Linked DNA regions of Homo sapiens: region 1 is linked to region 2. A link is an interaction called in ENCODE POLR2A ChIA-PET data of the cell type or tissue named here. Cell type or tissue: OCI-LY7. All regions are shown on one strand. Each heading gives the region's core, and the rest is flanking DNA. Links, peaks and the distances in the headings are about the cores only. Region 1 has its middle 290 kb from the start of RBMS1. Region 2 has its middle 210 kb from the start of RBMS1.

The links. ChIA-PET counts read pairs that join two places held together with the same protein. Peaks named below come from ENCODE experiments on the same cell type or tissue, not always from the same donor. Only the 100,000 strongest peaks of a DNase experiment are listed, where the experiment ranks them.
Region 1: POLR2A ChIA-PET joins it to region 2 with 5 read pairs; 3 of 35 experiments call an interaction of 5 or more read pairs at or near these places.

The regions. Positions count from the first base shown.
Region 1 is chr2:160,772,892-160,785,955 of GRCh38, forward strand. No RefSeq gene overlaps it. Among named protein-coding and RNA genes, the nearest start is that of RBMS1, 290 kb to the left of the region's middle. In OCI-LY7, for the core only: no CTCF peak of the experiment used is centred there; no DNase peak of the experiment used is centred there.
Region 2 is chr2:160,698,894-160,711,957 of GRCh38, forward strand. No RefSeq gene overlaps it. Among named protein-coding and RNA genes, the nearest start is that of RBMS1, 210 kb to the left of the region's middle. In OCI-LY7, for the core only: no CTCF peak of the experiment used is centred there; DNase peaks (open chromatin) are centred at 5,198 and 5,588; H3K4me3 peaks cover 1,375 bases; H3K27ac peaks cover 1,944 bases.

The sequences.
Region 1 (13,064 bases), core at 3,474-8,473, 75 kb after region 2:
GATCAAAGGAAGCAACTGCAGACGTTATAGAATAATATGAGCATAAATAATACTAACTAACTGAACAGAAAAAAGATGTGAAACAGGCACAGAAATTGCTGAAAAGTTCTAAGTCATTCAATCAAATACAAGAGGGTTCAGGGTTTTAAAAAATCCGAGAGTCCTTACGAGTTGAGCGTGCTATCAGAGAAGTTAAGTGATGGTATTGTTTCAGCACTAAAAATTTCACTTTCTTAGAATCTCAAAGCTTGATTCATGTGATAAAATGGGTTGATGTTAAATCCAGAAGTATAATTAATTAAATAGTATTTTTTTAAAAAGATGTGCTGGGACTTCTACTTATGGCAACACCAGAGTAACTGGTACCAGACTTGTTCTGCCATTAACAATGAGACAAGTCATCTGAGGCATTATTCTCAGTAATTGGACGCAGGAATGGCAAGGTCGTAAACATTGAGAGAAGGAAAACACATAAGTTGAGCCTGATATCTGCCTGGGCTTTCTCCCTGAAGACACTTATCATCAACTGACACAAGCTTCTGGAAGCAAAGCAGAGGGCAGCTTTGCTGAATGAAAGAGGCTGAGGTCAGATTTAGGGGCTGCTGTATTGATGAGAATTAGCAGGAAAGGGTACCAGACAGCTGGGAGCTGCATGGGGAGGAAGAGTATCCAGGAGAAGCTCCTGAATGGCTGATGGCTGAAAGAAGACACCAGAAGTCATGCAATTAAATTGCAATGCTAGATAATGTTGGAGTTCTAATCTAGCTATAATGGAGAGATCTCACTGAGTATCTCATATATTCACTTTAAATCCCAAAAGGCCAAACCTTATGGTATACACCATACTCTAGAGTAACAGCCACATTCTAGGACTAAGGCAAAACCAAAATAGACCCAAACTACCAAAGAAAAAAATCCAGCTTGACATGGTTAAAAGGATCCATAAGTTGCTGGAACAAATCTGGACCCCCTTAGAAAACATAATCTGGACTCTCAACAACGTATGTAACATAATGTCAACATTCAATAAAAATGTACTAGATAAGTGATGAAGCAAGAAAATATGACACATTATTAGGGGGGAAAACATGCTGAGATAGCATTGATGTTGGAGTTAGCAGACCTAAAAATGAGAACGTATAAATATGTTCAAAGACCTAAAGTAAAAGATGAGCATAATAAATAAGTCAATGAGGAATCTGAGCAAGAGATTATCAGATTAGATTTTCCAAAAAGACATCACTCTGTGCTATAAGAAAGACAATTTAAATATAAAGATATAAATAGGTAGAAAGTAAGAGCATTAAAATATATAACACGCAAATGCTAATCATTAGAAAGCTGTTGTGATTATAGTAATAAGAAAAAGTAGACTTCAAGACATAAAGTGGAAATTTCAGCATGAGAAAAGTTCTAGTTTATTAGGAAGATATAACAATTCTAAATACATATGCATCTAATAACATAACTTAAAAATTATGAAGCAAAAACAGAAATAGGGAAGTAGCCAAATGCAGAACCATAGTCTTAGTCCCTTTGTGCTCCTAAAACAAAATACCTGAGACTGGGTAATTTATAAAAAACCAGAAATTTATTTCCTCACAGTTTTGAAGGCTGGGAAGTCTAAGATCAAGGCACCAGCAGATTTGGTAACTGGTGAGGCTTCCAAGATGGTGCCTTCAATGTTGTGTCCTCAGGTGTCAGAAGAGTGGAAGAGAGCAAATTCACTCCATTGAGCCCTTTTATAAGGACCTTATCCCCATCTATAATGGCTCTGCCTTAATAACTTAATCATCTCCTATAGGATCCACATCTTAATACTATCACATTGATGACTAAGTTTCAACATATAAATTTGCAGGGCAGGTAGCATTTAGACCATAGCAATAATTAAATATTTTAACATTCTTCTCTCAGTGATTGATAAAATTAGACCAAAAAATCAAAAAAAGTTATAGAAGATCTGAACAACAATATCAACCAATATAACTTAGTAGAAATTTATAGATGAGTACACCAAATAATAGAATACACTTTTTTGTCAAGTATACATTGGATATTCACCAAGATAGGCCATATTTTGGGCTACAAAGTAAATCTCAATACATTTCAAAAGATTGAATTATATAGAGTATGTTGTCTGACTACAATAGAACTGAATTAGAAATGAGTAGCCAAAGATAATTAGAAAATCACTGAATGGGAATTTAACGACAGACTTCTAAGTAGTCTAGTGTTTGAAGAAATTGAAAAATATTTGGAATTAAAAAGTAATGAAATTAAAATTTGTGGAATTTAGCTAAAATGAGGGATAGAGGAAATTTTATCTTTAAAGGCTTCTATTAGAAAAAAAGAAATATATAAAATTATGATCTAAGTTTCTACCTTATAAACTAGAAATTAATATCAAGTTAAATTTAAGTAGAAATAGGTAAGGACATGCCAGCCTGAGTGACAGAAAGACCTTGTCGCAAAAAAAAAAAAAAAAAAAAAAAGATAAATCTGTGAAAGAGATAATAGATACACAATGGAAAAAACTAACAAAGTCAATAACATTGAGAAAACACTAGCTAGACAGATTAAGAAAAAAAGAAAAATAACAACCAATAGCAAGAAGGAAACGAGAGACATTCTAGAGTTGCCACTGACATTAGAGGAACAAGCAGGGAATGCTATAAACAACTTTATGCTAATACATTTGACAACTTAAGCAAATGAACAAATTCCTTAACACAACTTACAAAAATGGGTACAAGAAGAAAAAGACAATCTAAAATAGTATTACATCTATTAAAGGAACTGAATTTGTTGTCGAAAACTTTCTCACAAAGAAAATTCCAGACCCAGGTATTTCACTGATGAATTCTAAAATCCTTTAATGGCAATTCTGAAGCTACAATACTTAAGACAATTTTAGGGACCTGCAACATCAAAATTATGCCTTTTGCACTTTTATTATTTCATAAGTAAAATTTTCATTGGCCACGTAATTTACAATATTGTCATAGATTGGATACAGAAACAGATGTAAAAATATAGCTGTCTTCTATGACACTACACATTAAAAAGATTGATAAAAATGTAAAACTATGCCTCTCCACAAATTTTTTGAAAAATGTACTTATTTTATGCATATGTTAACATATACTATAATAACTATTTTAAATAAAATCAACTTCAAAATTTTTCTGTTTTAAAAAGTTTTTAATATATAGATAAACATAACCCATGTAAGCAAAAGCCCTTTGGAAGCCTAAATAATTTTTAAAAATTTAAAGAGGTTGAAGCAAAAATGTTTGCAAACCACTGATTTAATAAATCTGACTAAGCTTTTTCAGAAAATAGAGGTGGAGGAAAACTCCCCAACTTGTTCTGGGAGCTCAGCATAATATTGATATCAAAACAAAGTAAACTTGTTACAGAGGGTTTAGAGCCAAGATGGCTGACTAGATGCAGCCAGGAAGAGCTTCTTCCACTGAGAGAGCAGACTATCAAGAAGATTGGCACCCTCTGACCAGATCTTCAGAAGGAAAGCATGAGAGTGAACAGAGGGAGGTCACAGAGCCTGGGCTGAAGTGGGAGGAAGCTGGGAACCCTGCATGGGGTTGCTGAGCAACCAGGACTTGTTCCTAGCCCCAAGAGGCTCCTGGTGAAGGGATGAGTTTAATAGTCATGAAGCGGCCTAGTCTCTGCATGGACCTCTGGAATTCAAGCTGCAGGAGACCCCACTGCCCACATGGACATTTGAGCTGGCAGAAAGGACTTTCTGGAGAGAGTTGGCAGGGCCAAGACTCCATTCAGTATGGAGCCCAGAGGGTTTGGCACAGTAATGGCTACAGTAGAGCATGGCCAGGGATGCCCACACTCAAGGCTCCCCATGTTCCTCTAGGTGGCTTTGGCCTTTGTTGATTGTTAGACATGGACAGAACAGGGCTATCTTGCTCATGAGATGAGAACAATTTGATCTTAGTAACCCCTTGTCTGCTGATCTCTCCCAGGGTCCCTGCTTGGCCTTACCCACTTGCAGTGCAGCCTCAGGTTCCCAACCAAGGTGCTTCCCAGCAACCACCATCATAGCTTTTTTGCTGGCAGACCCTTCCTGTCAGAGAGCTTTGGTAGATGGGCCCCCACCAGCTGCACCTACCAGCAGCCTCCCCCCACCACTTTACTGGTGCCCACTCGCCCATAATCTCCCTCCACCACTTTGCCAGCACACATATGTGGACCGCAGCACCCTGCTGCTGGCACATGTACACACACATATCCCACTACCCTGCCACCATTTGTGTACATGTGTGGAACCTACTGCCACTGCCTCAGTGAAGTGCTTTTGCTGGAACCCTCCATTGGAGTGTTGTTGCCAGTGGACCAGGAACACCTCAGCCCCTGCAGTGCCTCAGGTGCTTGACCTCAAGGGGCCAGAGAACAAAGCTGTGGGCCTGGTCCCAGCCCCTCAAGGTAAGAGCACACAGCCCAGGAGGGCTGAGGTGAGCCGTGGCCTCCTGAAATCATCCAGAAATGAAGCCAGTTGACTAAACTCAACTTATGCCATATTTAAATCCTCAAGGTCATCAAAAAATGTAAAAGCAAAAAGCCCCAACCAAAGGATAACAACATCAAAAATTAAAGGAATATCAGTCCACACGCACACAAAAGCCAGCATAAGACTGCTGGCAACTCTGAAGGCCAGAGTGTCTCCTTTCCTCCAAATGACCATATTCACTTTCCAGCAATGGTTTTTAATGATACCAAAATGACAGACATAGAATTCACAGTTTGGATGGCAACTAAGATCATTTAGATTCGAGAGAAAGTTGAAACTCAATCCAAGGAATCTGAGGAATCCAGTAAAACCATTCAAGAGTTGAAAGATGAAATTTTAAGAAGCAAACTAACTGATCTGATGGAGCTGAAAAACTGACTACAAGAATTTCAGAATACAATCGGAAGTATCAACAGCAGAATAGACCAAACTGAGAAAATCTCAGCTCAAAATCCAGTTCTTTAAATCAACTCAATCACACAAAACTAAAGAAAAAAGAACTCAAAATAATAACCAAATCCTACAAGAAAGATGGGATTATTTCTTGTAAAGAGGCCAAACCTGTGACTCATTAGCATCCCTAAAAGGGAGGGAGAGAGAGCAAGCAACTTGTAAAACATATTTGAGAATATTGTCCATGAAAATTTCCAAACCTTGCTAGAGAGGTCAACATACAAATCCAGGAAATTCAGAGAACCCCTGTAAAATACAAGACAACAATTCACAAGACACACAGTCATCTGATTCCCCAAGGTTAACATGAAAGTAAAAATGTTAAAGACAACTAGAGAGAAGAAGCATGTCACCTACAAAGGGATCCCCATCAGGCTAACAGTGGACTTTCAGCTGAAACCTTACAAGCTGGAAAAGATTGGTGGTGCGGGGGCTATATTTAGCATCTTCAAAGAAAATAAATTCCAATCAAGAATTATATATCCAGCCAAGCTAAGCTTTGTAAGCCAAGGAGAAATAAAATCCTTTCCAGAGAAACACATGCTAAGGGAATTTGTTACCACCAGACCTGCCTTACAAGAGGTCCTTAAGGGAGTGTTGAACGTGGGAACAAAAGACTGTTACCAGCCACCACAAAAACACACTTAAGTACTTAGACCATTGACACTATAAAGCAACTACACAATCAAGTCTATATAAAAACCAGCTAACAACATGATAACAGGGTCAAATCCACACATAAATATTACTGTAAGTGTAAACAGGCTAAATATCTCACTTAAAAGCCACAAGGTGGGAATTTGGATAAAGAAGCAAGACTCAACTCTATGTATGCTGCCTTCAAGAGACCCATCTCACATGCAATGACACCCATTGGCTCAAAGTAAAAGGAAGGAGAAATATCTATCAAACAAACAGAAAACAAAAAAAGAGCAGGGGTTGCTATTCTTATTTTAGACAAAACAAACATTAAACCAAGAATAAAAAGGACAAAGAAGGGCATTACAGAATGATAAAGGATTCAATTCAACAAGTCTTACTAATCCTAAATATAAATGCACCCAACACTGGAGCACCCAGGTTCATAAAACAAGTTCTTAGAGAACTACAAAGTGACTTAGAAAATCACAAATTAATAGTGGGAGATTTAAACACCCTACTGGCAGTATTAGATCATTGAGGCAGAAAACTAACAAAGATATTCAGGACCTAAATCAACACTTGAGCAAATAGAGCTAACAGACATCTACAGAATACTCCACCCAACAACAACAACAGAATATACATACTTCTTATCTGCACATGGCACATACTCTAAAATAGACCACATAGCCATAAAGCAATTTTTTAAAAATTCAAAAAAATCAAATTCATACCAACCATACTCTCAAACTATAGCACAATAAAAATAGAAATTAATACCAAGAATATCTCTCAAAACCATAGAATTACATATAAATTAAATAATCTGCTCTTGAATGACTTTTGAGTAAACAACGAAATTAAGGCAGAAATCAAGAAATTCTTTGAAACTAATGAAAACAAAGATATACCAGATTTGCTGGAACACAGATAAGTCAGTGTTAAGAAGGAAATTTATTACACTGGATGCCAAATCAAAAAGTTAGATCTCAATTTAACTCATGTCATGACTAAAAGAACTAGAGAAATAAGAGCAAACCAACTTAAAGCTAGCAGGAGACAAAAAATAATGAAAATCAGAGCTGAACTGAATGAAATTTAGATGCAAAAAACTATACAAAAGATCGATAAAGCCAAAAGTTGACTCTTTGAAAGAATAAATAAGATTGATAGACCACTAGCTAGACCAATAAAGAAAAAAGAAGATCCTAATAAACATAATCAGAAATGACAGGGGGACATTACCACCAACCCCACAGAAATACAAAAAAAACCCCAGAGACAATTACAAACACCTGTATGCACGCAAACTAGAAAACTTAGAAGATATGTATGAATTTTTGGAAATACACAATCTCCCAAGATTAAACCCAGAAGAAATAGAAACCCCAAACAGACCAATAATGGGTTCTGAGATTGAATCAGTAATTTAGAAAACCTACCACCAACAACCAAAAAAGCCCTGGAACAGAGAGATTCACAGCCAAATTCTACCAGACATATAAAGAACTGGTACCAATCCTACTGTAACAGTTCCAAAAAATCAAGGAGAAGGGACTCCTCTCTAACTCATCCTGATACCAAAACCTAGCAGAGACACAACAAAAAAAGATGACTTCAGGCCAATATCCCTGATGAATGTAGAAGCAAAAATCCTCAATACCATCAAACCAAATACAGCAGCACATCAAAAAGCTAACCACCATGATTAAGTAGGTTTTATTTCTGAGATTCAAGGTTGATTCAACATATGCAAATCAGTAAATGTAATTCATCACATAAACAGAACTAAAAATAAAAACCACACGATCATCTCAATAGACACAGAAAAGGTTTTCAATAAAATAAACATTTCTTCATGTTAAAACCTCAACAAATGAGGCATTGAAGGAGCACACCTCAAAACAGTAAGAGCCATCTATGACAAACCCACAGCCAACATCACACTGAATGGGAAAAAACTGGAAGAACCCCTTGAGAACTAGAACAACACAAGGATCACCACTACTACTAAACATAGTTCTGAAAGCCCTAGTCAGAGCAATCAGGCAAAAGTAAGAAAGAAAAGGCACGCAAATAGGAAGAGAGGAAGTCAAACTATCTCTCTGTGCAGATGATATTATTCTACACCTAGAAAACTCCAGAGTCTCTGCTCAAGAGCTCCTAGGTCTGATAAGCAACTTCAGAGTTTCGGGATGCAAAATCAACATACAAAAATCACCAGCATTCCTATACACCAATAACATCCAGGCTGAAAGCCAAATCAAGAATGCAATCCCGTTTATGACAGCCACAAAAAGAATAAAATACCTAGGAATACAGGTAACTAGGGAGGTGAAAGATCCTTACAATAAGAATTATAAAACACTGCTGAAAGAATTCAGAGGTGACACAAACAAATGGAAAAACATTCCATGCTCATGCATAGGAAGCATCAATACTGTTAAAATGGCCATACTGCCCACAGCAATTTACAGACTCAATGCTATTCCTATCAAACTACAAACAACATTTTTCACAGAATTAGAAAAAACTATTCTAAAATTCAACTGGAACCAAGAAAAATCCCCAATAGCCAAAGCAATCAGAAGCAAAAAGAACAAAGCTAGAGGCATCGTACTACCTGTCTTCAAACTATACTACAAATGTACAGTTACCCAAACAGCATGGTACTGGTACTAAAACAGACATATAGACAAACGAAACAAGTTATAGAACCCAGAAATAAACCTGTACTCCTACAACCAACTTATCTTCAACTAAGTAAACAATAGCAAGCAACAGGGGAAAAACTTCCTATTCAATAAATGGTGCTGGGATAACTAGCTAGACATAGGCAAAAGATTGAAACTAAACACCTTGCTTTCACTGCATACAAAAATCAACTCAAGATGGATTAAAGACTTAAATATAAAACCTAAAACTATAAAGATCCTAGAAAAAAAGCTAGGAAATACCATTCTGGACATCAGCCCTGGCAAAAATTTTGTGAAGACTCCAAAAGGAATTGCAACAAAAACAAAAATTAGCAAGTGGGGCCTAATTAGACCAAAGAGCTTTTGCACAACAAAATAAACTATCAACAGAGTAAACAGACAATCTACTGAATGAGAGACAATATTTGTGAACTATACATCCAATGAAGAACTAATATCGAGAATCTATAGGGAACTTAAAAAAATCAACAAGAAACAAACAACCCTGTTAAAAAATGGGCAGAGGACATGAACAGACACTTTCCTAAAGAAAACATACACAAGGCCAACAAGCATATGAAAAAATGCTAAATGTCACTAATTATCAGAGAAATACAAACCAAAACCATAATGACATACCATCTCAAACCAGTTAGAATTGCTATTATTGAAAAGTCAAAAAATAATAGATACTAGTGAGGTTGCAGAGAAAAAGGAATGCTTATACACTGTTGGTGGGAATTTAAGTTAGTTCAGCCACTGTGGAAAGTAGTTTGGAGATTTCTCAAAGAATTGAAAGTAGAACTACCATTTGACTCAGCAATCCCAGAAATGCATACATACCCAAAGGAATATAAAGCATTATACCATAGAGACATGTGTGCATATGTTCATCACAGCACTATTCACAATAGCAAAGACATGGACTCAATCTTGATGCCCACCAATGGTGGACCAGATACAGAAAATACGGTACATATACACTGTTGAATACAATGCAGCCACAAAAAAGACAAAATTATATACTTTGCAGCAATATGAATGGAGCTGGAGGCCATTATCCTAAGTGAATTAATGCAGGAACAGAAAACCAAATACTACATGTTCTCACAAGTGGGAGATAAACATTGAGTACACATGGACACAAAGAAGGGAACAACAGACACCAAGGGCTACTTGAGGATGGAGGGGTGGGAGGAGGGTGAGGATTGAAAAAACTACCTGTTGGGTACTATGCTTACTACCTGGGTGATAAAATAATTTGTACACCAAACCCCAATAACACACAATTTACCCATGTAACAAACCTGCACCTGTACCTGCTGAACCTAAAATAAAACTTGAAAAAAACACAGTTGCCTATTGATGGTTTACAGCTGACTTTTTGCCCAGAAATTGCATTCAGGTGAAGAGTGTTTTCCACCCAAGCTTGTACCCCTGCTTGGAGATCAACTTGCATATAATGACTAGATGCTACGAATGTACAAGTCTTGTCCCCATGTCTCCATTTGGGACAACTTTCAGCACACAATTCTCCATCTCAGATCAGTTTTCTAGGAAATCTGATCGAAAAAAGTTGATGCCACTAGTTGTAAGCAAATTCTGAAATAGAATTTTGATGGTGGATCATCCACCTGAAGACTGTCGTGAAAATCCCATTACTAATTATAGATGAAGTATGGATGTGTTTTGGTATGCTGAAACAACGCCATTGTTAGAAAGTTTCCTGATTGTGAACTGCAATGTAATACTCTTGGGAAAAAATGCACTAAGAAGTGGGCAGGGGTACAGTAAGATGGTCATTTGAGAGGTTGGAGGGAAGTAGTAATTATAAGGATAATAGCATTTGATGGATATTGCTCAGGGCATTAATTTATTGGGGAAAGAGAATGAATGGTTGAGTGTGATTAATCACTAATTTAAAAGACAGGCCTACTTGGAAGCACATAAAGCAATTTTTATTTATTGAAGCCGGAAGTAAAAAATGCTGAAGAACAGTTACATAAATGAATTATAAGTATAGTAGAGTTCCAGAGGTGACGAACAGCTCAACTTAGGCAAGACTTGAGTGTCATCCAAACTCATGGAACTACTGTCAAGAAATGGAACCCTGAGACATAGAATACAACATTCAGGTCTATACACTGAAGTATCTTGGAATCCCAAATTTCCCTAAACCCTCTGGGCCTGCAGAAGTGAGTCCTCCTTTGAAATACTAGTGCTCTTAATTGCTTAAAGACAATACAAAAGCCTGTCTTGTGCAACACAAGAGGTATTGCTTCCTCTTCCCTCCCATTATTTTCCATCTCCTCTCCTGAGAGACTAATAACTAGGATGAGTCACAACACAGCACCCCCTGAGAAAGCAGTGAGTCTGCTAAGAGAGGAAGGGGATGATATGCTGAGGGGACTGCACATCTAGCCAATATGTACCAGCAAGAATTAATTAGAAGAGTATATACAGTAACTATTGCATCATGAAGATGCTGGATCAAGGGAGACAGGATATAAAGTTTCACAAGAGTATTGATATAGCAGCACTGCCTCATGATACAGGAGTTGGCATCTTGGCAAAAATCCTGGGAGACAGTGCTAATATTATAGGTTGGCTCTTGGAAGCTTTAAAAAAAGTGATGTTATATATTAAGTAATGTAGAAGTGCTTGACAAATTATGAGAAGGGATCACAAGGTGTAGAGAAATAGGAATGCTAGAGTGGATATACTTTTTCAGGTTATGAAGTTACCAACTGACTGCTGGGTAGGAGGACCTGGAGGACACTTGTTTACTCAAGAGGCACTGGCATCATTGAGGAGTTCAGTGGTTGCTGCTTTATGTTGACCAGGGCCAGCCAATCGTAGAAGATGATGTTACAGAACTGGGGTCCTTGATATTAACAGGGAAGACAGGATCAGGAAGTAATAAAGACAAATAAGTTACATTCCGCATTCAGAAACAAGGTGGCATACTTCTTGTAATGAGAGAGCTATGGAGATGAATATGGCACCCCCAGTGGTAAGATAGCAGTTGATAAGAATACTGCTCAAATCTATACCTTCATTATCAAATACAGTAGCCACTAGCCACATGTGGATATTCACATTTAAATTTTAATTAGTTAAACTTGAATAGAATTTAAAAACTAGTTTCACTAACCACACTTCAAGTGCTCAATAATCACGTGTGGTTAGTGGCCCATACTGGACAGTACAGATACAGAACATTTATATCTCTACAAGAAGTTCTAAAAAACAAATTTGGATGATCAGGAGGTTAAGTCAGCTGTTCTAATTTTTAAAATTACAATTCCTTTCCTGAAATGAGCCAGTTTTAGGTCCAGAATCTATTGGCTAAAGGATGGACTATGTCTCTAAAAGGAAGGACAGAGCAACATCAAAACAAGGTATAACATAATGATTTCCCTAGTCCTTCCTTGAAGGAACATTGTAACCATTACTCAGATAACTAAACATTAAGAAAAAAAATAATTAGCTGGGCACGGTGGCTCATGACTATAATCCTAGCACTTTGAGGGGCCGAGGTGAGAGGGTCACTTGAGGTCAGGAATTCAAGATCAGCCTGGGCAACACAGGGAGACCCTGTCTCTACAGATTTTTTTTTTTTTTAATTAGCTGAGCAAGGTGGTGCATGCATGTAGTCCCAGCTACTCAGGAGGCTGAGGTGGGGGATCGATTGAGTTTGAGGTTACAGTAAGCTACCACTGCACCATTGCACTCCAGCCTGAGCAACAGAGAAAGACCCTGTCTCTAAAAATAGAAATAATTACACATTTCTGATATTTTGAGGGTTATGAGAAAGAGTCTAAGTTAAAAATGAAATCTAGGACTCAAAGCATCTTATATAGTCTTGCTAGAGTGTGAGCATTTGAGGGTGAGGCATAAATAAATGGCTTGATCCAGGTCTGGCTCACAGTGGATCTCCTGGATCTATGGGCCTCACCCTCCAACTTTATACTTGAAATGAAGATATTTTACAGAACTCCCCCATCAGTTGACTGACTCACCACCTTGGTTCCTTGGCCTGTTGAGAAGGAGCTTTATTATGTAGGAGGCCAAGTAGAAACTACTGAAACTTCCCTCAGACAAGATACTAAATTAAAAAACAATATCGTATCACATGGGTAATGGCAGAGATCAGTACCACCTTAAAGACCTATGGGATTTGGGGGCATAAAATGGTGCCCATTATTCCACCATTTAATTTACCTATATGCTCCCTACCCAAATCAGATAGATCCTGGAGGATGACAATGGACTAAATAAGCTTAATAATAGCCTCAATTTCAGCTGATGTACCAAATGAAGGATATTTTCTAAAGACTGAGACTCAGGTACATTGTATGAGGCCATTGATATGGCAAATGCATTTTTTTCCCATTCCTATCAGAAAGAGGACCAGAAAAAGCTGGCATTCATATGGGGTGGACAACAGTGTTCCTTATGGTATTACTATGGGGCTCTACTAACTCTCCTGACATCTGTCATATGATAGTACCAAAGTATCTGGACCATATGGACTTTTTGCAGAAAATCACACCAGTCTACCATATGGATAATATCATGTTAATCAGACCAGATGGGCAAGAAATGGAAAGTATATTGGAAACCTTGGTAAGTCCCATGTACTGCAGAGGATTGGCTATAAACGTCATAGGGATATAAATGACTACCACATCAATGACAATTTTAGAGTTCCTGTAGCTTGTGCCATA
Region 2 (13,064 bases), core at 2,772-7,771:
TGGGATTATAGGCATGAGCCACCACACCCAACCTAACATCAGTCTTCTAAATTCAAATAGTTTGACTCAGCCCCATTCAAAGGCTTGTAAAAGTCAGTAAGAACTGCAAAAGTCTTACTTTATTCTTGAACACTTTTTCATAAGATAAAGGGCCCCTCACTTGCAGCAGCCCTGGTGATGTGGGAGCTGCTGGTTGCATTCTAAGTGGGCAGGGAAAGTCAGGTTGCAATCTGGAAACATTTTATTAAGCATTTCTGATGGGAGGTCTCAGAAGAAATCTCCAAGACTGAAAATTTCTTGTGATTCCCTTTCTCATTCTAAAATGCACCTAATTTGTGCCTAGTTTTGTGTTTGTAATTTTATATTCTTTTTCCTAAAGGTGGATCTCCAAGTTGTATAAGCTTTAGATTCCACAAAACATGAAACTACCCATGTATGAAGTCCACTAGATGATTATTTCCCTGAGAAGCTCAAATTTACTATTTGCCAAGAGGCTGGCATAAGGTTTATACAGGACAGCCACTAAACTAACTAGAATCATTTACCAAATCCCAGATTGTATCCCAACAGAGTTTGAAAAAAAAGATGGGGATGGAGGCTTATCAGTTAGTCAAGTACATTAGCAACGTGAATGATTAAGTAAGTTCTTTGTTGTTCATTTGTTATGTCATGCCTCTCCTTGTATGCTTGTAGATTACAGATACTTCCCCTCAAAGGAATAAACCACTGGACTAAGAAAAATGTGCACATATCATTTTGAGGGCACCAGGTATAGATTGCAGAGTCAATGAATTTTGACATTTGAGCTATCCAAAATGAGAAAGGGAAAATGGGAGCAGGGAAATGATTAAAAAAAAAAAGCATTGTACACTGAATATGAAGAGTTTGATGGCTTTGGGAAAAAAGTTTTGTTCATCCAGCTAAAAATGATGTTATTTCTGTCTCTATGAATTTCTGCCATATGATATAACTTTGGGTTTGTAAGTAGTATTTTTTTTTAAATTAAAGAATACCTTATGTTGCCTTGCAAAATAGTTTTTTGCTATTTGTGAAGAGTTTTCTTTGGTTAGGGGATATATTAATTGGTCTCAATAATATAACAACTAATCTTGAGCCAAATATCAACCAACTTTATTAATACAAACCAAATATCTTCTATGTGTCCTCATTTTACAACAGCATGTTCTGAAATATAAGAAAAGCTATCCTTGAAGTATTTCCAGACAAATTAAAGACAGGAAATACCAGAGAATTCATGTGCTGAACTCTCATTAGATTTACTGCCCAATTTAGCTGTTTCAGCATGAGCCTGGGATATGCCTCCATACATTTTGATGTGAATTCCAAGTGGACTGAACTTGTAGAGCTTTAGAATTTCATCTATCACTTTGCATTTCTCTGATTTTGGGTTATATGTCACCATTAATCATAAAAATGCAAGATCCCTTGAAGTGTGGCTACTTGGGCTCCTCTGTGGAGTTAAAAGGGCAAAAATGAACAAACCAATAAACACATCAAATTGATATCTGAGCAAAATGATCGAGATTTATGTCTCAGAATTATTTAGAATTTTATATTTTCAAATATTTTCTGGGTGGTTTAAGTACAGCATTTTCTGAGGAGTGTGATGTGACTTTCTGGATTACTTTACTCTGCCTCCATGAGGAAATTTAGCAGTGTATGTGGAATCTGAAGCCCACATCTGATCTCCCTTGGGTTTGCTGCCCTCAATATAGCTGTCACCACATGCTTAATGCTCCTTTGACATCCTGGTCTCCATATTGTTAAGACAATGAAATAGGCAATTATATAAAATAGAAATATTTGTGGAACACATAGCTAATGGTCCAAATGGAATGTGAGTTATTTTTATTTGTAAAAAAAAAGTTTCTGTAATTCTCTTACTTGATATTTTTTATTGGTTCCTCATTGGCTACATCTGAGGTTCTCAGATTCAGGTTCATGGAATGAGAACCATTCTGTGATAAAAGTTTCAATGTATCGAAACTTAAAAAAAAATTGTTGGGGCTTTTCTGTTCATAGAAATAAATTGACTACTTTTAAGGGACTGTTTTTTTCTGCGACTTACGTCCTTCCTACTTTCTGGTATTTTTTAAAAACCATGTTCTAAAATGAAATGCTGATGTTTGCAAATGTATGTTTGAAAAAAATGATTTAATTTGGCAACATAAAAACTTGGCCATCTTAAAATGTCTTTGAAATTCACTGGTCTGTAAAATCCAAAAGTCTAGGAATGACTGCCTCATGAGATGATGATTAACTTCTTCTTGTGGCATCTAAGCCTCTTCGCAGTCTGGTCCATGCCTATTTTCCAGCATCATTCTTCACCATTTTAAACCCAAGAATTCTGGGATGGAGACACACTTAAAGAGTTGTATTACATACTTCCACACCTTGTCCTTCTAAAAATCTCCTAATTAGCTTTCAAACTCGGGAAAAAAAGTCACCTCTTCTGTGAAGCCTTCCCTGATAACCCCATCTAGACTTTCTGTGAAGAGATTGGTTACCCTGTTTTCAGCTTTCACTGCTTCTAGGTATGGCACTAGCCAATGATATAAAGATGTGTTTGCTTGACTGCCTCACATAGGGTGAAATTCTTTTTTTTTTTTTTTCCTGGTTTATTTCTTTATCCCCTGCATCTATGCCAATAGTTTATACGTAATAGGTGCACAATAAATATATGATTGGATTTTGGGTGGATAATCAAATAATATCTTGCAAAAGTCCTGCTATTAATTTATTTGGTAATTTATAAAGAAATACTGTAAGTGCCTATTATTAAACAGGTTCATTAGGCATCATGATGGTTGCATTGTGTAAAATATAGCCTTTGTTTATAAACTGCTTATAATCTAATTGAGGAAGGCAATCCACAGAGCAAATGTTATCTAACCAATACACAAAATGATCAAAGACTAGGGCAGTATGTATTATGTGCAATCAATGGAGATGATGTAAAGGAAGTACTGGGGTGAATGTTTTCTACTTTTTCTCCTTGAATCCTCCAGAGGCTTCGAGGAGGATGTACAAATATTCTGAACGCTCTTTGCCACATAGCCAAAGCCACACAAAATTGGGACTCCCATTCTCTTTCCCAAAGCTGTTTCCTGCATTCACTGTGCAACCTCTTGACTTGTTTGCCTATTTATAGTCTTGCTTCATCCCTCATGCTTGACACTCAGAACTGCTTTTCTGTCTCTGATGCTTCAGTTTTCCCCTGCCACCATCTGTAATTGATACTTGCTGGTTGGTTTTGTAGCCTCCCGTAAAGACCTAGAGTAAATAACCCACTTGGCATTTTCTTTCTTTCTTTCTTTTTGACAAAAAGTTTTTAATAAAGTACTTCTTTATTAGCAAAAAATAACCAACTTTTTTTTACACAAAAGTAGTGTTTTTCATAAGAATTAAAGATTTCTCATAAGCATAAAAGAATAAAAGGTGCTCATTTGTATACATGTGGAGCATCTTTAAGATGTTCAAAGTAAATTAAAATGTGAGTCTTTCTGAAGTGAGCTTTGTTGCTTACATGAATGCTTGATCACTGACATGTTCACCTGAGGGCAAAGGATCTACAATTTACAGCAATCATGCAGAAATGGGTTTTCTTTCATATGGATTCTACTTGGTTCTGCTCTTATACTTTGTTTTTTATTAAAAAAATTAAAATGTTAAGTGGAAACAAACAAAAACTAGGAAGGCCCTGAGAAGACTGCACCATGAAAATAGCATCATGAAGAGGCTGCCTGAATTCTACACCATAGATTGAATGAGAACCGCTTGCTGCCTCTGGGTCTTCACTGGCTTATGGGTAAATTTAGGGGAGGAAGAGATAATTACTAAGATGTCTTCTCAATTCTCAAATGATTTGCAGAGATGTTATATTAATTTTTTTCATTTTGCCTACATATATGCTTGATTTCAAAACTTCAAACTCTACAGAAGTAAATAAAATCTTAAAGTGTTTTTATTTATGTACACCTACCCCTCACATAAATGCATACACTTACACACACTCCACCCACATTCATATTCAGAAATGTAAAACACTGATCCTCCTTTACTTGAACTCACTCGTGGAGTATCTCTCAGACTGTGTTCTCTAAGTCCATGGAAAAACACAAAAATAACTTTCATTCTTCCTACTTTAGTCTATGATAAGCAACATACAAATATTACTTGCAGAATTAAACTTCATAGAATCTCAGTAATTATTTGCAAGTAAATAACTAGTTTTTTTGAGGTGGAGTTTTTCACTCTTGTTGCCCAAGCTGGAGTGCAATGTCGTGATCTTAGCTCACTGCAACCTCTGCCTCCTAGGTTTAAGCAATTCTCCTGCCTCAGCCTCCAGAGTAGCTGGGATTACAGGCGCATGCCACCATGCTCAGCTAATTTTTTTTTCTATATTTTTAGCAGAAATGGGCTTTCACCATGTTAGCCAGGTGGGTCTCGAACTCCTGACCTCAGGTGATCTGCCTGCCTCAGTCTCCCAAAGTGCTGGGATTACAGGCGTGAGCCACCGTGCCGGGCCAATAACTAGTTTTAATTCTATTTGCAATAAAGTAAAAATAATTTAAAGGTCATTTTCATCTTTATTCAAGTCTTTAGGTTTACTTTGTTTTTTAAATCAACTTCCAAGCAACATTTAAATATTATTTTCTTTAACTTAAACCAATTTTTACCCTGCTTTCATTTGCTTAGATGCGACATAAGCCCCAGTTTTCTACTGTTTTGTTTTTGTTTTTGGATGAAATCTTAGTTGTTTAATGAACTTCAATATTTATATTTAGTTAAAACTCTGCTATCATTTATAACCAGATGAGACAGCCATGGAAAGATAAATTGATAATTTATGCCTCTTGCATTAGGGAAACAGTTCTTGTATTTACAATATGCTGAGCACAGCAATTCCCTGCCTAGCCTCCTAATATTTGTGTACATTTTTATGGAGGAGTGTGACTTTCAAATTAAAAATGATTTGTTGCAAGAATATTGACTAGGAAATGCATCCTGAGAGAAGACAGCAGAGAAGAAGTAATGAGATTTTTTTGCTACCCCTAGCCCTGGGCTATTCAATAATTTTTCTTCTTTAAAGCTAAGAGGAAGAAAGAGAGCCTCAAACTGAGTGGCAGATGTTAAGTCAGGAAATGGGAAACTCCGCCTTCGCAAGAGCTTGAGTCGTCTCCGTGACCTCTGTGGCCTCGTTGAAAGGCTTTCTCTGAATTGAATGACAACACGGAGGCTGAGGGTAAGATTGCAAATCAGAGAACGTGGGTATGAATGGGAAGCTTTGACCCCTGCCCCTTGGGTGGTAGTTCAGACCTGGGTTAGGGTGAGGTGTGGAATTGCACTTCCAGATTGCAGCCCTGCCAGGAAGGTTTTTGCAATGCTGGGTGGTCTGGTAGGGTTTGAGGTCCCCCCACCAAGAGAAGAACCTAAGAAACTTTGCCTGCTCTTACCCTGGTTTCTGCTTGGCATCTCTACTTCTATGTTTCAGTTCTTCTTTCAGTACATCCAAATTGGCATCCGGGACTTGAGCACCATATGGCCCAGATGTTTTCTAGAATCACTGTGGGCATGCAAACAGAGACCACTGCCAGGGAGCCACTCCTACCTCATACTTCAGAGCATTTACACAATGATGTGGCTCAGAACAGATATAAGGCCCCTGCAGAAAGAGGACACCAACTGGTATGAACATGAGAGGGACAAAGAAAACAGTTCTGAACACGGTCTTTTAAGGTGGGGCTTTTTATGCCATTTTTTGTTTAAGTATTGCAAAAATTAACAAAACAGAACTGTAATGATTTAAACTTTTTAGCGGGAAATTCAAGAAATGTTTTGTTTTTATGTATTTTTTTTAAAGATGAGAGTTACCAAATCTAAACAACTTTTAAAATCTTCTTTAATAAAGTTGGTCCATTTTTCTCAAAACCTGCATCTTTGACAATTTATCATACATTGAGCTCTTCTCTCTCTCTTTACTGCATTTATCCAATTCATTTGATCTCTTCTTCCCTTATCGTTGCTTGTTAGCCAGGTAACCCTGGGAATATGTGCCTTTTAGCAACTTTCTGTGCACTTCCTTGTGTGTAACCTGCTGCCAAGCAGACAAAAATTATATTTATCACATTGGGGCAGGTTTTCACTACTGATAAGTATCAGCTGTCTAGAGAGCAGGTATGGAGAAGTTATAGGAGCAGCCTACGGAGACCAAAAACACACGGAGAAACAAGGGCTGCTAAACGGACATTTCCCTCAGAGGGACCAGCATGTGTTCCCAGCCAAGATGAAGAAGACACAGAGGGTGGGGGGAACTCTAAGAAAGAAAGGGGTTTTCAAGGGAGGGTGAGGGAGAAAAGGAGACAAAGTTAGCAGAGAAGGGAAATACTTTAGGTCTCAGAATGTGGCATCATAATTTTATCTGAAGTGATTGGGCTTAGAACAATAACACTGGCAAAGCCATCAGCTACTAGGAGGTTTCTTGAGGGATAACAAATCCTTTTGCTTTGATCAGGTTCTGTTGATTTTGGAAAGGGGGTGAAGTACGTTCTCACCCGGCGGGATGGGGTTTACTCCAGGGAGGCCCTTGATCACTTACTGGTATGCGTTTATCAGAATCATTGTCATCATTGTCATCATTTTCACCTTGTTTATTTGTCCATCACTAGGGATATAATACCCAGCATCATTCCTTTGTGTGTGTATTTATGTGTGTATGCAGAAGAAGCATTGATAGACTGGAAAAAAGAGATGAGAGGGCTCAGGAGGTTGAAAAAGCAATGAAGTAGGCACAGTTAGTGATGAGACACTGGGATGAAAGTACTTCAGATTTCAAAGGGTACAATTTCTTGTGATGTCCCCTTTTGGGGTGTAGCCAGGGCAATGCGAAAGCAAGAGTGGAGGAAAGACAAAAATTATTGAGAATCAGCTGGTAAAAAAGCTTCAAGATGGCTATTAGTATATCTTCTTTGGAGAAATATTTATCAAGTCCTTTGCTAATTTTTAAATTGGGCCATTTGCATTTTTATTATTGAACTGTAAGAGTTCTTTTTATATATTCTGGATACTAGACCCTTATCTGATTTGCATATTAGTTTATCCTGTTCTGTGGGTTGCCATTTCACTTTCTTAAAAGTATCCTTTCATGTACAAAAGTTTTAAATTTTAAACAAGTTCAATTTACCCATTTTATTTTTTGTTTCTTATGCTTTCAGTGTCATATCTAAGAAGGCTTTACCTCATCCATGGTCATGAAGATGTACTCCCATACTTTCTTTTCTCCTTTGTTTTTTATTGACACATAATAATTGTACATATTTATGGGGTACAGTTTTGATACATTTAAACAATGTGTGAGAACCAAAGCAGAGTATTTAACATGACCATAATCTTATACATTTATCATTTCTTTATGGTGAAAACATTCAACATCCCTTCGTCTAGCGATTTTGGAATATAAAATGCAATATTGTTAACTGTAGCCACACTTATTCTCATACTTTAATAATTTTATGGTTTTAGCCCTTATATTTAGGTATATGATGCATTTTTTAAAGCTAAAATTCAATTCATTTATCTTTTTTTTATAATTTCAACTTCTGTCTTAGATTCAGAGGGTACACGTGCAGGTTTGTTACATGGGTATACTGCATGATGCTGAGGTTTGGAGTACAAATGATCCCATCATCCAGGCAGTGAGTATAACACCCAGTAGGTACTTTTTCAGCCCCTCTACCTCTCTTCCCATTCTAGTAGTCCTCAGTGCCTATTGTTTCTATCTTTATGTCCATGTGTACCCAATGCTTAGCTCCCTTACAAGTGACAATATATGGTGTTTGGTTTTCTGTTCCTGAGTAAATTCACTTGGGATAATGGCCTCCAGCTGCATTCACGTTGCCACAAATAACTTGATTTCATTCTTTTTTATGGCTGTGTAGTATTCCATGGTGGATATATACCACATTTTCTTTATCTAATCCACTGTTGATGGACACCTAGGTTGATTCCATGTCTTTGCTATTGTGAATAGCACTGTCTTTTTGGTAGAACATATGAGTGCATGTATCTTTTTGGATTTATTTTCCTTTGGGTATACACCCAGTAATGGGATTGTTGGGTCAAATGGTAGTTCTGTTTTATGTTCTTTGAGAAATCTCCATGCTGCCTTCCACAGTGTTAAATTAATTTACATTCCTACCAACAGCGTATATGTGTTCTCTTTTTCTCACTGTCTTGCTTGTTATTTTTTGACTTTTTCATTATAGCCATTCTGACAGGTGTGAGATAGTATTTCATTGTGGTTTTGATTTGCATTTCTCTAATGATTAGTGATGTTGAGCATTTTTCATATGTTTGTTGGTCATTTATATGTCTTCTTTGAAGAAGTGTCTGTTCATGTCTTTTGCCTACTTTTTAATGGGGTTATTTGTTTTTTGCTTGTTGAATTAAGTTCCTCATAGATCGTGGATATTAAACCTTTGTCAGATGCATAGTTTGTGAATACTTTCTTCTATTCTGTAGGTTGTCAGTGTACTCTATTCATAGTTTCTTTTGCTGTACAGAAGCTCTTTAATTAGTTCTCAATTGTCAGTTTTTCTTTTTGTTGCAGTTGCTTTTAAGGACTTAGTTATAAATTATTTCCCAAGGCTGATGTTCAGAATGGTATTTCCTAGAGTTTCTTCTAGGGTTTTTATAGTTTGAAGTCCTACATTTAAGCCTTTAATCCACCTGGAGTTAAGTTTTGTATATAGTAAAAGGTAGGGGTCGAGTTTCATTTTTCTGCATAAGCCTAGCCAGCTATCCCAGAACCATTTATTGAATAGGGAGTCCTTTTCTCATTGCTAATTCTTGTGCACTTTGTCAAAGATCAGGCTGCAGCTGTGCAGCTTTATTTCTGGATTCTCTATTCTGTTCCATTGGTCTATGTGTCTGATTTTTTATAGATACCATGCTGTTTTTGTTACTATAGCCTTGCAGTATAGTTTTAAGTTGAGAAATGTGATGCCTCTAGCTTTGTTCTTTTTGCTTAGGATTGCTTTGGCTAGTCACACTCTTTTTTTGGTTTCTATGAATTTTATAGTAGTTTTTCCTAATGCTGTGAAAAATGATGTTGGTAATTTGATAGGAATAGCATCGAATCTGTAGTTTGCTTTGGACAGTATGGCCATTTGAACATTGATTCTTCCAATCCAGAAGCATGGAAGTTTTTTCCATTTGTTTGTGTCACCTGTGATTTCTTTCAGTAGTATTTTATAGTTCTCCTATAGAGATCATTCACCTCCTTGATTAAGAGGTATTCCTAGGTATTTTTTTTTGTGGCTATTGTAAATAGGATTGCATTTTTTTATTTAGCTCTCACTTTGAACATTATTGCTGTATAGGAATTCTACTGATTTTTCTACATTGGTTTTGTTTCCTAAAACTTTACCAAAGTCATTGATCAGTTACAGGCACATTTTGGCAGAGTTCTTAGGGTTTTCTAGGGATAGAATCTCTCTCTCTTTTTTTTTTTTTTTTAACTGATTGGTATGGAATCATATCATCAGTGTAGAGAGTTAACTTGACTTTCTCTTTTCCTGTTTGGATGCTCTTTATTTATTTCTTTTGCCTGACTTCTCTGACTAGTACTTTTAGTACTACATAGAATAGGAGTGGTGAGAGTAGACATCCTTTTCTTGTTCCAGTTCTCAAGGGAAATGCTTCTAGCTTTTGCCCGTTCAGTATGATGTTGGCTGTGGGTTTGTCATAGATGGCTTTTATTATTTTGAGACATGTTCCTTTGATGCCAAGTTGTTGAGAGTTTTTGTCATAAGGGTATGTTGCATTTTATTGAAAGCTTTTTCTATGTCATATAATTTTCGTTTTTAATTCTGTTTATGTGGTGAATCACATTTATTGATTTGCATATGTTGAACCATCCTTGCATCCCAGGAATGAAGCCTACTTGATTGTGGTGAATTTCCTTTTTTTTTTTTTTTTTTTTTTCTGAGACAGAGTCTGGCTCAGTCGCTCAGGCTAGAATGCAGTGGCATGATCTCGGCTCACTGCAAGCTCCACCTCCCGGGTTCACACTATTCTCAGCGTGAGTAGCTGGGACTACAGGTGCCTGCCACCATGCCCAGCTAATTTTTTGTATTTTTTTTTAGTAGAGACGGGGTTTCATTGTGTTAGCCAGGATGGTCTCGATCTCCTGACCTTGTGATCTGCCCACCTTGGCCTCCCAAAGTGCTGGGATTACAGGCATGAGCCACCGCACCCAGACATTAATTTACTTTTTGATGTGCTGCCAGACTCAGTTTGCCAGTATTTTGTTGAGGATTTTTACATCTGTGTTCATTAGGAATATTGGCCTGCAGTTTTCATTTTTCATTGTGTCTCTGCTGTGTTTTGGTATCAGCGTGATGCTAGCTTCATAGAATGAGTTAGGGAGGAGTCCCTCCTCCTCGTTTTTTTGGAATAATTTCATTAGGATTGGTACCAGCTCTTCTTTGTATGTCTGGTAGAATTTGTGAATTCATCTGGTCTGGGGCTTTTTTGGGTTGGTAAGTTTTTTATTACTGAGTCAACTTCAGAACTTGATATTGATCTGGTCAGTTTCTTTCTGGTTCAACCTTAGAAGGTTATATGTTGCCAGAAATTTATTTCCTCTAGATAGTCTAATTTGCGTACATGGAGGTGTTTATAAGAGTCTCTGAGGATCTTTTGTATTTCTGTGGCATCGGTTGTAATGTTACCTTTGTTGCTTCTGATTGTGCTTATTTGGATCTTCTGTCCTTTTTTCTTTGTTAATCTAGCTACTGATCTATGAATTTTGTTTATCCTTTCAAAGAGCAAACTTTTGGTTTTGATAATTTCTAAGAATTTTGATATCAGTTTTGTTCAATTCTCTTTTAATTTTACTTGTTTTTTCTGCTAGATTTTTGGTTAGTTTATTCTTGTTTTTCTAGTTCCTTTAGGAGTGATGTTAGATATGATCTATTTTGAATTAATTTTTGTGTATAATATGAAGAAGGGATTCAACTTTATGTTTTGCATATGACTCTCCAGTTGTCCTAGTATCATTTGTTGAAAAGACTATTCTTTCACCATTGAATTGTCTTGGCACTCTTGATGAAAATCATTTCACTACCCTTGTGTCAGTGCCATTCAGTTTTGATTACTGTGGCTTTGTATGACATTTGGAAATTGGAAAATCAGAGTTCTCCAATTTTGTTTATTCTTTTCTAGATTGTTTTTGGCTATTCCAGGTTCTTTGAGTTTCCATATGATTTTCAAGATCAGCTTGTCTATATCTGTAAAAGCCTAGCTGAAAATTTGATATGAATTGCATGGAATCTGTAGATTAATTTGGGGCATATTACCATCTTAACAATATTAAATCTTCTTATCCATGAACTTGGAGTGTCTTCCACTTACATTTTCTCAAGTAACATTCAGCAATGCTTTATATTTCTTTGTTAAATTTATTTCTATTTCTATTTTATTTTATTTATTTATTTATTTTGAGACAGGATTTCACTATGTTGCCCAGGCTAGAGTGCAGTGGTGTGATCATAGCTTGCCGCAGCCTTAACCTCCCGGGTTCAAGAGATCCTTCAATCTCAGCATCCCAAGTAGCTGGGACAACAGGTACACGGCATCACAGCTGACTAATTTTTGTATTTTTTGTAGAGATAGGGTCTCACCATGTTGCCCAGGCTCGTCTCAAAGTCCTGAGCTCAAGCAGTCCTCCCACCTTGGCCTCCCAAAGTGCTGAGATTACAGGCATGAGCCACCATACCCAGTCTCCATTTTATTCTTTTTGATGCCATTATAAATGTAATATTTTTCTTAGTTTTGTATTTTGAGTTTTCATAGCTAGTGCCTAAATACAGTAGATTTTTGTATATTGTTCTTATATCCCACAACTTTGATGAGCTCATTTATTAGTTCTAATAGATTTTTAGTGGATTCCTTAGGATTTTCTTTTTACGATATTATGTCATCTGCAAATAGAAATAGTTTTATTTCCTCCCTTCCAATCTAGATATGTTTTGTTTCATTTCCTTACCTAATTGCCCTGGCCCTACCTCTGGTACAAAGTTGAATAGAAATTGCGAGAATGGACATCCTTGACTTGTTCCAGATTTTAGGGGCTAATTCCATTTATTTCTGCTTGAATATTTATTATTTTCTTCTTTCTGTTTTGTTTAGATTTAACTTATTTTTTCTAGTTTCTTAAGTTTGAAGCTTAGGCTATCACTTTAAATATTTTTACTTTCCAACATATGCATTTAATGCTACAAATTTTCCTCTAAGCACTGCTTAGCTGTATCCCCCCCAATTTTGATATCTGTAATTTTATTTCGTTCAAAAATTTAAAAAATTTCCTTTGAGGTTTCTCTTGAACTCATGTTATTTAGAAGCGTTTTATTTAACTTCCAAATATTTGGAAAATTTTCAGATATCTTTCTATTATTGTGTTCTGGTTTAATTTTGCTGTGGTCAGAGGATATTCATTATATGATTTCTATTTTCAATGTGTTAAGGTTTTGTTATAGCTGAGAATATGGTGTGTGTTAGGAATGTCCATATGTACTTGAGAAGAATATGTCTTCTGTTGTTGTTGGGTGAAGTGCTCTCTAAATATTACCTGCACCAAGTTGGTTGATTGCACTGTTCAGGTTGTATACAGTCTTACTGATTGCCTGCTTACTTGTTCTATCAATTCCCAAGAGAAAGGTGTTGAAATCTCAAATTGTAATTGTGGGCATGTCTATTTCTCCTTTCAGATATGTCAGGTTTTTACTTCATGTTTTATGAAGATCTGTTGTTAAATAAATATTTAAGATTTTCTTGTCTTCTGGGAGAATTGTTTTGTTTATCATTACGTTGTGTCCATCTTTATCCCTGATAATCTCCCTTGCCCTGAAATCTACTTGGACTGAAATTAATATAACTATTCCAGTTTTCTTTTGATTAGTGGCTTGCATGGTATATCTTTCTCCATCATTTTGCTTTTAATGTATCTTGTTTTTCTCTTCAACGTGAATTTGTTATAGATA